Regions from separate parts of the Homo sapiens genome. Here region 2 is linked to region 1. A link is an interaction called in ENCODE POLR2A ChIA-PET data of the cell type or tissue named here. Cell type or tissue: CD4-positive, alpha-beta T cell. All regions are shown on one strand.

Region 1 (2,500 bases):
GCTGGACTGCCCCCACCACATGGCCCTGCAGAAATGAAGGCCTAGTCCCTGGGTGGTGGGAGGGCTGCTGGCAGAAAGTCCCGGCTCCCCATCCTTCAGGGATAGTGGCTGTGGGGAACGTGCTGGCTCTGAGGCATACTCCATTCCAGGACAGCCAGCAGCTGATGCATGATCAACGAGGGGTAAAAAGGCCCAGACTCAGCTCTGAGGGTCTCCCCACCCCATTTCCAGATTCCCTTCAGGGTTGTCTGAAGCCTTCACGGAGGCTGCCTCAAAGCTCAATATCCTTCCTGCCTAATTCTGTACTTTTCCCTTCCCCGGATGCCAGTCCTAAGAGAACCCCTTGACAGATCTCCTGCACAGTCTCCTCCCTCTCTGAGTCTGCTTCCTGGGGCACCCACCCCTCCACCCTCCGGCAGGAGAAGGGATCAGAGACAGTACAGAGTGGAGGAGGGGATGGGCTCTCTAAGTCAGATGGAGCGAGCTCACGGCCTGCACTGGGTGGTGACGGAAGAGACCCAGGCAAGGAGGGCGCCTGTCAGGGCTAAATCATGTCCCCACAAACGATGTTAAACCTCCAAAAGATCATGTCCTAACCCCCAATGCCTGCAAATGCCATCTTATTTGGAAACAGGGTCTTTGCAGATAATCAAGTCAAGATGAGGTTCTTAGGGTGGGCCCTAAACCAAGATGACTAGTGTCTTCATGAAAAGGGAAATTTGGACACAGACACACAGGAGAGCACACGTGAGGATGAAGGTGGAGATCAGAGGGATGCGTCTACAAGTCGAGGATCACTGCAGATTGTGGAGAACCACCGGGAGCTGGGGAGAGGCCTGGGGCAGGTTCTCTGCCCCCAGAAGGAACCAACCCTACCAACACCTTGATCTTGGACCTCTGGCCTCCAGCCCCATGAGGCCATACATTTCTGTTGTTTAAGTTGCCCTGTTTGTGGTACTTTGTCGTGGCAGGCCCAGCATACTAATATAGGACCCAAGAGGTAGCTGGGGAAAGATTGGGCAAACTGTGTGCATGGCATCATTACTCAGGTCAAAAATTTGAAATGAAGCTCAAACTTAAAAATATTGGTAAGTATGAAAAAAAAAGCATGATAAAAAAAAAAAAAAGAAAAGCTATTGCTGCTAAAGGAAGAAGGGTAGGGTTTCCCCACCTCCATCAGCTTGCAAAAATGAGGCTGGTGACGTGGCTGTGGGTCTCATTTCCTGCACGGCCTGTTGGGGTTTGTGTAGTTTCTGGGCACTCAGCTTGAGAGGCTGACCTCCCAAAGGCATTGGGAGCCTGCGGGAGCCAGCCAGGGGGAGCACAGCTGTGCAGCCATGCCTGTTTGTCCTGACCCTACAGCAGGACGCAGGCGCCCCACCACCCAGAACCCCAGAACCGGATGTAGGAGGTGGTGAGAGCTGCATTGGTTGATTTCCTATTTTCTTCCTTCCTATTTTTTTTTTTTTAATTTTTTAGAGCAAGGTCTTGCTCTGTTGCCCACGCTGGAGTGCAGTGGTTCAATCATAGCTCACTGCAGCCTCTACCTCCCGGGCTCAAGCAATCCTCCTGCCTTAGCCTCCTGAGTAGCTGAGACCACAGATGCATGCCACCATGCTCGGCTAATTTTTAATTTTTTTTTTTTTTTTTGTAGAAAAGGGGGGTCTTGCTATGTGGCTCAGGCTGGTCTCAAACTCTGAAGCTCAAGTGATCCTCCCACGTTGGCTGCCCAAAGTGTGGGGATTATAGGCGTGAGGCACCGCACCTGGCCTGATCTCCTATTTCAGTAATGTATCACCTCCTGTGCAAAGAAGGAAGATTGTTGCAAATTAAACATAAAAACATGAAAGCTTTTCAAGCTGGGTATCTAAGTAGCCTTTTCATTCCCACCAACTCCATGACAGATTCCTATATGTGTTGTGCATAACCATTATTAAAATAACAATATCGCCCTGTTGGAAGAATTCAGAATGTCACTAGAACATTCTAAAGATAAAGGCCAAAAAAAACCCAAACCCCCCCCCCACACACACAAAAAACACAACCAAGCTTTATCTTTGGAACAGAATAAGGTTAAAAAAAATTAAAATAATCACAAAGGTATGATTTAATCTTTACAATGTTATAAATATTAATATGAAAAAGACTTTATATTGGGAAACATTATTATACAGTATAACGCTAATTTTATGAAAATCAATTCATTTAGTGCTCATACATTTTTTACCTCTCTCTTTGGCTTTTGCTGACGATTTACGTCTTATCATTTTCTACTTCAACACCTACCACCTTGCACTGGGGTACAGTGCAGGATTTGGACATCACAATTTTTTCTTCAGTAATGCCCCAAGGTTTCCCACAGATAAGAGGAGAAGGTTGGCCAGGTGTGGTGGCTCATACCTGTAATGGCAGCACTTTGGAAGGCTGAGGTGGGAGGATCACTTGAGCCTGGGTGTTTGAAATCAGTCTGGGTAACATAATGAGACCTCATCTCTATTAA
Region 2 (2,500 bases), 130 kb before region 1:
AACTTTTTAACCTCTGTCTATCTCAGCTCATTCAACCAAAATCCTGAGATGATAATATTTCCCATCAATTAACATGCGTTGAGCAATCAGCAGAGCTTCACTGATACATATTTTGAAAGTAGCAATTATCATTTTAAATTTGCAGTGGTGTGGCAGACATTGCCAGCTGCTGGCCCAATAGCCATTCTCTCTTACTTATTAAGAGATCACCAGTTTTGTTTGGGAACATTACTGTGCCCAACCAAAAACCTGTTATTTCCAGCATCCCTTGCAGCTAGGTGGCTATTTGACACGACTCTGGCCAGTGAGATGTAGGTGGAAGTTTCTGGATGAGTCATATGGGAAGGCTCTTTAAAAGGAGGCAGATTTCAGATGAGAAGAGCCCTTTACTTGTCCTTCTCTTCCTACCTGGAATGTGGGTGTGATGCCTGGAGGCATAGCAGCTATTTTGTGACAGTGAAGACTAGGCCAGGCTCTAAGGATGTCTGACTAGGATGCTATAAGAACCTCAGGTCATTGATGACAACCCTGGACAGCTAACCTTTGAATTCTTGGTCCATGAGAAGAGTAAAACCCCTAGTAGGCAGAAAATCTGATTCTGTTTCTATTATTTGCAGCTGCAAACAGTCCTAACAGATACAAGTGCCACATACAACGCACACTTTCTAAGTTATATTGGTCCTGGCCACAGACCCCTGATCCCTGAAATCAGAGCAACCCGCTTATCGATCTATTCCTTCCCATTCTTTTTTCCTAGAGACAAAACCAAAGTTGGCAAGTGGTCAATAAGAACTAAGTATTTAATACTATCCGTGTCTAAAGTGCTGCGGCGGACAGAAACAAATGGTGCAGCTCTGAGGGGTGAGCAGTACCATGAGGAGATAAGGATCGCCCAGGAAATTGTAACTCACGGACGACACCCTCAGCCATTGGTTTAACCACTCCCAGCTTTCAGTGTGTAGGCAGGATGATTTATCTCACCCGCCTTCTGTGGCCCTGCTTTGTATCCCCAGCATGCCCCTCACTGTGCAGTCAATGCTGTCACTTCTCCAGCCTCTGCCTTATCCCCTGGGCTGCATCTCCCCTTGCATCAGCTCTCACTCTTCCATAGGCACCCTACCTCCTCCCCATGTCACATTACAGCCGAGCTTCCCGGCCACCATCCCCGGCAAGGCCTAGTCCCTTGGTCCAGAGCACTGCCCGCCACCCCAAGCATCCCCTCAGGCACCAGACTGCCTCTAATATTCATACCTGAAGCTCCCCAAGAGGCCACATCATTTTTAGCTGACTCAGGCAAAGGGCCAATGGCTCCTGAAGATAAAAATGTCTCATCTTGATTCCTTTTTAGGGAAGGCGAGAGCATCAGTAGGAAGTTAGGAGGGGCTGGTGTGCCCTGAACCCAGAGACCAAGGGCACCACCACATATCATCCCCCAGCCCCCCGGAATATATCCACACTTATTCTGCAGTGGCTTCAGATTTGTACCAAGACGATGAAGTGTGGAAGGGCACGCACCCCTAGTATTCCCAAAGGACCCTGCTTCCTGGGTCTCCTTTTTTCTAACGCCACCGCAGAAAAGCTTTTGATAGAAGCCCAATTAGGAGTGACAGATTTAAATTGTTCTGAAATGCACATCAATTCATCACGTCCACTTTTTATGAGCATTGGCCCCACCTGGATTTCAGGTCCGTGCACAGGGCTGATTGACAGCTCTGATGGCGACCAGGAGCCATGATGGGACCACTCAGCCAGACCCAAATCCCAGAGTGAGGTCACCCTCTCGGACTCCTGTCAAGTCAGACTTGCTACAGGACTGGCTAGGGGGAAACCCTGGCCTTGATAACGAAATACTCTTCTCTCCTGCTGTTGCCTCTGAAGCCTGGTCAGCAAATCCGCCTTCCCCACAGGAGACTGATAAGCAGTTGCGACCACCAGCTGATTCCAATTCAAGACCTCTCTGTGCTTTCAAAGATGGGCTCTTGGCTTCACCTGTGCACTGGATGGAATTTGTTTCATTGCTGTGTTCTTCAGTGTCCTGGCTGGCATTTTATTGCCTGGGTTGGAAGCAACTTGGGGAGCCCATTGTCCCTCTTTGAGTTCTCTATGTCAGTGTCGTGATTTGCTTGGGCCACGCTATCCGGTATGGAGTGGGTTTTTAATAAATATTTGCCGAATTGAGTGCTCTGATGTTTTATGATAAAAACATTCTGTTGTCACAGAATTACATTCAGTGTCAGTCCACCAAGGAGAATGCAGTGAGCTTAAGTGCTGTGACGGGCCCGGGACGGCTACTCTGCAGTTTTGTCTGACTGCTCCAGTGGAGTGAGGACCCTTCCTTCATGCCACCTGTGCACTGGGCACAGAACAAATTTTTGTACCACTTCTTTTTTAAATTAAAAATTTTATTTTTACAGATGGGGTCTTGCTCTGTCATCCAGGCTGGAGTGCAGTGGCATGATCATAGCTCACTGCAGCCTCCAACTCCTGGGCTCAAGTGATC

What was found. ChIA-PET counts read pairs that join two places held together with the same protein. Peaks named below come from ENCODE experiments on the same cell type or tissue, not always from the same donor. Only the 100,000 strongest peaks of a DNase experiment are listed, where the experiment ranks them.
Region 2: POLR2A ChIA-PET joins it to region 1 with 8 read pairs; 7 of 35 experiments call an interaction of 5 or more read pairs at or near these places.

Annotation. Positions count from the first base shown.
Region 1 is chr7:3,091,411-3,093,910 of GRCh38, forward strand. No RefSeq gene overlaps it. Among named protein-coding and RNA genes, the nearest start is that of CARD11, 49 kb to the left of the region's middle. In CD4-positive, alpha-beta T cell, no CTCF peak of the experiment used is centred here; a DNase peak (open chromatin) is centred at 1,201; H3K4me3 peaks cover 496 bases; H3K27ac peaks cover 2,303 bases.
Region 2 is chr7:2,965,646-2,968,145 of GRCh38, forward strand. The region is part of intron 1 of CARD11 (caspase recruitment domain family member 11); the gene reads right to left. Among named protein-coding and RNA genes, the nearest start is that of CARD11-AS1, 23 kb to the left of the region's middle. RefSeq lists a silencer at 1,976-2,158. In CD4-positive, alpha-beta T cell, no CTCF peak of the experiment used is centred here; no DNase peak of the experiment used is centred here.